2 separate regions of the Mus musculus genome follow, and region 2 is linked to region 1. The links are chromatin contacts, found by Hi-C in ENCODE. All regions are on one chromosome and are shown on one strand. Each heading gives the region's core, a stretch centred on a gene start or an enhancer-like site at or near the end of the contact. The rest is flanking DNA. Distances are from core to core; before and after follow the strand shown. Region 1 overlaps Sdk2 (sidekick cell adhesion molecule 2). Region 2 holds the start of 1700092K14Rik (RIKEN cDNA 1700092K14 gene).

Region 1 (3,461 bases), core at 664-3,163:
ACTCCAATCTCTTCCTTAGGGTTTCCCAAGTCTTTGGGGCAGCAGAGACCCCAGAGGGTAGACATGGAAGAGGGATGAGAGATACAGGAGGGATTTTAGTGGGGACTGCAGAGGCTGAGAGAAGGGAGGGAATGCGGGCTCAGAATGAACAAGCATGGGGGTGGTTCTCAGGCACTAGGGAGCCCCAGAAGGCTGGGGAGAGAGGTCCTTGTGAGCCTAGGAGGACTTCAGGGAGAGAGGTCCTTTCTCAGACACAAATATAGGAACCAGGACAGACCATTCCCTGAAAGAGCCTGGGCACAGGCCTAAGGACCAACCATAGCCAATCCAAGGCCTGCGGCCACCACGGTCTCTCTCCTTCACCTTAGACTCCTAGAGAATGGGACCCTGCCTGTGGGGACATGCTTGACTTGACTCTGAGCATTGTCTCCAGACAGGGACATACTGCTGTATCCAAACCCCCCCCCAAAAAAAAACCTTGGTGGCTTAGACAAACTATCATTTCTCTATGAGTACCTACTGGACTGGCCCCTGACCCTATTTACTGATAGTCCACTTAGGCAAACTCCTGAGTGAGTCCAAGGCTAGCCTTCTCTCCTCATGTGGCCTCTCCTTTCTGACATGGAGGACTCTGAGTCAGATGGAAAACTCGGGGTCCTCGTTTGAGAGGCATATAGACACTGCAAGTCCATTGAGACCTGTGCCATCACATGTGGGGTGAGGGGGGGCACCATAAAGCCAGCCTAGATTTAGAACAAGATGGGGTCTATGTCCTGGGAAAACTGCAGAAAAATACCAGGCTTGCAGTCTCTGATCTCCGAGCCTTTGCTCAGGCTTGGCCAGTGTCCAGTGGCTTCACAAGCACCTTTTCCAGATGGTGGCTCCCAGCAGGTCCCCTTGGGCCTAATTAACACGGTTCTGGTCTGCTTCATCCAGAAGTTGCTTCTGAAGTCACCTGCAAGGGTGACTTTGGAGAGTCCAGAGAGAATGTTTGGGTACAACATGGCCTGGAGGGGCAGGGCAGAGGGGACAGAGGTAATGGGGCAGGTTCTAGATTCTGGCCTGAGAGAGTCCATTCAGGGGGTCAGGGCACAGCCATCCCAGGCAAGCACCTTGCGTCATGTCTCACGTGCATGAGCTCTACCCACAGGCTGCCTGCAGGCCAGGGTTTACCTGGCTGAATGAGCCTCGAGCCAGCATCAGGACCATAAGGAGGACAAACGGCCTCCTTTCTTCCTGGCAAGGCAGATGAATGAGTGAGGGAGCGTAGAGCCAGTAACAGTGATGCTGAGTCAGACAGCATGTACGAATGCCTTATGGCAGGCCCTGAGCACACTGCCTGTGTTGTCACACTTAATCCCCGTGGTATCGCTTCAGGCAGGAGCTAAGGCATGTTCTGCCACCTGCTCACTGTTAGACCCCGAGGCGTGTTCCTTAACCCCTCCCTCTGTGCCTTGGTTTCTTCATCTTCTCCATCTGCCAAATGGAGACGTAGCTCTGACGTAGGGTAGTTCATAAAGAGGATGAAGAACATTAGGAAAGATTCATTACCATGACCCTGCCTTGGGGAGGGAGCCAGGCACTGTGGATAAAGTTTACAGCTATACTGTAGATCAGTGAGGTAGACAGAGAGCCAGAAATGGCTGATTGAGAAACACGGCCATACCTTGCCACAGGGAGGGTAGGTCATTGCTAACCTTGAGTCTGGTCTGCCTGGGTCAGGAGACTCAGTCTGATTGTACAGCACCTGGGCTGCTGATGGTGGGCAGGGCTCCAGGCAGACCTCTTCCCTGTCTCCCCACACCCGCCTGCCAGGCAAGTTGCAGGGAGTTTCTGGAGCCCCTTAGCTCAACCTCCAGGCTTATCAACATTCATTCATCCCACAGACATCTGGTCTAGGGAAGTCGGAAGCCTGAGGCAGTCTAGGGAGCAGAGTGGGGCTGGGTAGGAAGCTCTGGCCAGCTGGGCAGAGCCAGGCAAGGTTCACTGTCTCACAGCTCACCCATGCCTACCCAGTACCCACCTCAGTGTAGCTACTGCATACTCACCCCTCCACTTGATACTGAGCGGCAGCTGAAGGATCTACTGCAAGGTTATCCCTGCCCACAAGATGCCCAAGTTCTCGTTATCCCTGCCCACAGATGCCCAAGTCATCCCAGGGATCCAGAGATGATAAGGGGAGCAGGGTAGGTAATATTTAACATCATCCCTTCTGTCTCCAGAGACATCCCCTCTGTGATCTTGGTAGCCGGCTGCAAGGATGAATAGACCAGAGATGTACCTGGGGATCAGGACAGCTCTAACCCACGACAGCCACAGAACGGTGTTCATCACATTGTAAGGATGACAGCATCGCTGTGGTTGCTGCCATTGTTACTGTTAATACTCAGAGCCCCACACAGCATCTGGCCATGGAGCGTTCCAGGGAGGGTGGGATGAGTCACTGCGACGATGAGCTACACAGAAAAGCAAATTTCCTGGCTCCTGACTCAGTTTCTGGGACCCAGCTAAGCCGTTGGCAGCCAGTTCTGCTATGATGTAACTTACACGTTCACAAATATCTCCATGCCATGCAAAGTCATGCAAAACTCCGCAAGGCCTGTCGGGGAGGCGGGAGCATGGCACCCAGCATCTCCATTGGTGGCACACACAGAAAAGGAGAGGTCTCGAATACAGATGGCTGCGTGATTTTGCAAGGGTTCACTGGTTAAACTGATTCACTGGTTAAAAGCTGGAATACTGGAGCAGAGTTGATGCTTTGCTGGAAGGGCTAGACGTGGGTTTGGGGAGTGGGCGTTGGAAGGAATGTGGCTGGTGAGCTATTATTCAGGGGTAGCAAAAGAGCCATCTAAAATCAAAAGAGTGTTGTAACTCAAGTGTCAGGGAACTGAGGACCCTAAAGGTTTGAGTATTTGGTGCAGAAGTGGTTCAGATAGCTCCAGATTTCTATACATGCCTGTCATTTCTTGTAGAGAAAACCACACATAGACTTATGTGATATTAAGCCATGTAGTGGCCCTGCCCTATGCTGAGGATCTATAGGCTATAACTGTTGCTCGGGAGAAGAATAGGCATTTACATCAATGAGCTGATAAACAACCCCTCACAAGCATAATGAAAGTCAATTAAGTGAGCATGCATGTGCACACATGTACACGCACACACACACACACAAAAGTATAAAATAAAATCTTAAGTTATCAAAAAATTCATAAAAAGTATTGCATAGATGAAAATGTCATAATGCATACTAATTTTATATCTGTTGCTATGACAAAATACCCTGGAAGAAGCAACATTGCGGAGACATCTATTTGGTTTATAATTCCCAGTTACAATTCCTCAATGCAGGGAAATCAAGATAAATACACAAGCCAGTCCCATCCCAGCCAAGAGCAGGGAGATAATAAATACATGCATGTTTGCTTGCTTGTTCTGATGGATTTCTCTACTCTTACACA
Region 2 (3,461 bases), core at 479-2,978, 270 kb before region 1:
CCCTGAGCACCTGGGTAAACGGGGGGCATAGATGGAAAGAAAGCAGATCCCATCATTCTGTGGACATGAAGGAAGAAGAAATCAAGACATTCTGTTACACAGGCCCCATGCAGGAACATTTATAAGATGGTTGGCTTCTCTATCTAGAATGGAGGACAGGTGGTCTGGGAGAGGGACTCTCACCCGGATGCATGTCCATCCCTCCACTTACCATCTAAAAGGTGCACATAACAGGGCATGGGAATGGAGGGTCTTAGCTTGGGGACTGAGTTCAAGCCCCTTGGTTGCTTCCTGACCCTATTCTCACTTCAATGCTCTCTTGAACAACCAGGCCACTCAAGATTGCATGGATTCAGTTTCCTTTTGGAGAATTTTGAAAAGCTTTACTACACATATTTGTGTGTGTCAGTGTGCATACCAGCATCTGCATGTGGAGGTCAGAGGACAACAGGCAGGAGTCAGTTCTCCTATGTGGCTCCAGGGGATCGAACTCAGGGAGTAAGTCTTGTCTGCAAGCATCTTTACCCACTGAGCCAGCTCTCCAGCCCATCCTCAGGGGATTATGAGAAGGAAGGCAGTTAGCCAGCCCAAGAAATGTGAGAAGAGCTCCTGCAGCTGCCTCACTGAAGCTTGTCTTCATAGGGCTGAGTTACTCTCATATCCCCAGCTCATCAAAAACACCCCAGTGGGGCCCCTGCCATCCTCCCTCCTGCCATCACCCATAAGATCACAGGACGAGATAGGTGGAGGGACCGGCAAAGCAAACCGTCAGGGTCAGGGCGAGCTCCTCAGTAACTTCTTATTTATTGGCCTCCTCCAGTCTCGCGGTTGCTGGTTGTGCTCAATATTTTATTCTTGTTGTACCTGCTCCGAAGCGGAGCTGCGGGCAGTTTTGATAAATGGATTGAAAGGAAGTTTTGTCTGGTTTTGCTGAAGCTTCTGTAAGTGCCTCTGGATCTTGGGCTGAAATGATATTTCCCCAGCTTCCTGCTGTGATCTCGCTCCCGGGCGGCTCTTCTCCTCCCCGCTCTCCCTGGGCACTCTGCCTCCCAACCCCCATGCACGCATGCACATACACGTGCAAGGAGGCACAGATCTGTATACTCACTCAGGACCACTCAAGGTACCAGTGTGGAAGGGAGCAGAGTGTGTGTCCCTATGGACCGGCAAGCCCATACTACAGTCTTGTGCACAGACATGCCCTCGGTGCACACGAAGGCAGACACACATGCTGTCCTCTCTGAGTTCAGCCAGCCCGATCTGCAGGGAAGCCCTTGATGAGCATGGGTAGAGATGAGCAGATCCCAAGAAGGAAGAAGCCTGGAACTCTGATGATCTCTGCTGGAGCCCTGCCCCCAGCTGCTGGATTCCTCCAGCCTTCCTCCTCCGCCTGCCTGCAGGCCTTGGAGGCCCCACTGGGCCAGCTGGAAGCTTTATCCAACCACATCTGAAACAGCTCAGGAGCTGTGCCTGGCCGCCAGCCGTTTCCATAAATAACTTGCTGAGCCTGGCTCCTTGCCCTTCTGGTGATGTCATTGGCGTGGGCCCAGTGATGAAGTCATAGGCTTCCCTTCCCTGAGCCCTCCCTTTGGGTGGAGCGAGACACCCCTTCTTCCCCCTTCACAGAACCATTACTGAGAAATTTCACCTGTCTGTCCTCACCTCTTCCTGTTCCCACCACTCCAGGTATTGGATACAGGCTTTCCACCATCTGGACCAACTAACTGTGATGGTGCCAGACAGCATCTTGTCTCCCCATTGTCAGTTACTGAGCCGCCTCCCAACTTTGCCATCTCCTTGGATATTGTTTCCAGGTAACAACAGACTTTTAAGTTTCAAGGGTGGCAGAGAAAGGTTGGCATCTTGATGATGCTCTACACAAGCTTCTCCAGCTGTGTGACATCAGACAAAATACCTCACCTCTCTGTGCCTCTGTTTTCTCATCTTTAAACTGAAGACAGTAAAGAAAGCTATCCCAGGACTGCCTAAGTCTTCCGTGGGCTCACAGAGCTTGAAGTGTCGATACACTGGACAGGCCCGTCATATGAACCACATTTCCACAAGCGCCTAGTTTTGTATGTTTTCTGCTCTGTGACTGCGGTCTTCTCTGTGGTGTTCATGTCTGGAGCCAGGGAGCCATCTCAGTCTCCTTGACACATTTCTTGCTATGTAGCCAAGGATAACCTGGAACTTCTGACCCTTCCACCTCGAGAATGCTGGAACTGCAGGTGTGAGCAGACGCTGGAAGAACCAGGGGAGGGGGGCACGGTGGGAACTGGTGGGAGCAGCTCTGAGGTGCTCAAGCCCCACCTGCCCTCACCCTCTGGACAGAAGGAAGTGACCTTCCTCCTCAGACAATCTCAAGGAAGTCCGGGATTGTTCTTATTTTCTATAGGAAGAAACTGAGGCAGGCTGGAGAGATGGCTCAGGCAGTGAAGGCTTGCCATGTAAGCAGGAGAACTTTAGTTCAATGCCCAGAACCTACAAAACTACAAAGAACCCAGCTCAGTGTCATGTTCTCTTAATCCCAACACTGGGGAGATGGAGTTAAGTAGAACCCTTCTGGAGGCCCATTGGCCACCCAGCCTAGGCTAACCAGCAAGCCCTGGGCCAAACAGAAGCTGTCTCAAAACCAGGAGCTAGCTTGGCCATTAAAGGCCAAGGTGTCCCTCTGTCCTCTCCCTTCTTCTCTCTTCTCTTACCTCTCCCCCACCTCTCTCTCTCACACACACACACCACACACACACACACACACACACACACACACACGAGAGAGAGAGAGAGAGAGAGAGAGAGAGAGAGGTGGAGGCAGAGAGATCAAACATCTTACTACCAGGACAAACAACAACGGCATCCTAAGACACCCATGGACCTGCCCAGAACCCTTGCCTGATTTCCAGATGTGTGCGCTGGAAGAGTTCACAGGAGACTGTGTCTTTGAACTCGGTGGCAGAGGTGAGCCTTGGCTTCTGTGTCCCATGCGGTGGCCACGGAGCCCCAGGAACTGGGTCAGCGAGATACACACCGGGTTTTGGTGATTTTGTATAGGAAAGGGAATGCAGGAGAGCTTATGAATAATTCCTTGGGATTCATTATGCGTTGAGTTGATAATGTTTTTCGTGTGTTGAGCCAACTAAGGGATGCTATTACCGATGGTTTCACCTGCTTCCTTTTGCTTTTATGAGCTGGTTATCAGAGATTTAAAACCACATGCGTGGATCCTATTAGATTTCTCTTGGGCGCCTCTATTCTGGTGCCTGACTGAGTTCTGAAGAGAGTTCACTGATCTTCCCATGCCTGGGTTCTGACCCAGTTAGCATAGTGCCTTCAAAACGAGGGCTGCTGCCTCCTGCCAAAGTAGCCACCCGTCCCTGCTCTGGGGTCATGAAGGGACAGTGCAGCTGAACAGGTATGACTGCTTGAGCTCCTCTTCCTGTGGGATCCAGAACCCTGAATTTGGC

Evidence for each region. A loop is a pair of places that touch in the nucleus more often than their neighbours do.
Region 2: a loop to region 1 is called in a map of left cerebral cortex, with 2.5 times the contacts of the local background. The contact joins the promoter of 1700092K14Rik here to the enhancer-like site in region 1. A Hi-C loop is called at or near these places in 1 of 37 maps with a recorded cell type or tissue (left cerebral cortex).

Annotation. Positions count from the first base shown.
Region 1 is chr11:113,926,434-113,929,894 of GRCm38, reverse strand. The region is part of intron 2 of Sdk2 (sidekick cell adhesion molecule 2); the gene reads left to right. Among named protein-coding and RNA genes, the nearest start is that of Gm51929, 110 kb to the left of the region's middle. Within about 2 kb of position 1,913, at least 1 of the 3 ENCODE cell types and tissues checked has a DNase peak (open chromatin) inside an H3K27ac peak, as active enhancers do; it is left cerebral cortex, where a contact is called at or near this core.
Region 2 is chr11:114,196,525-114,199,985 of GRCm38, reverse strand. 1700092K14Rik (RIKEN cDNA 1700092K14 gene) reads right to left here and starts at 1,728. Exons shown (of 3, transcript NR_045930.1): 1 at 1,663-1,728; 2 at 1,109-1,260; 3 at 787-963.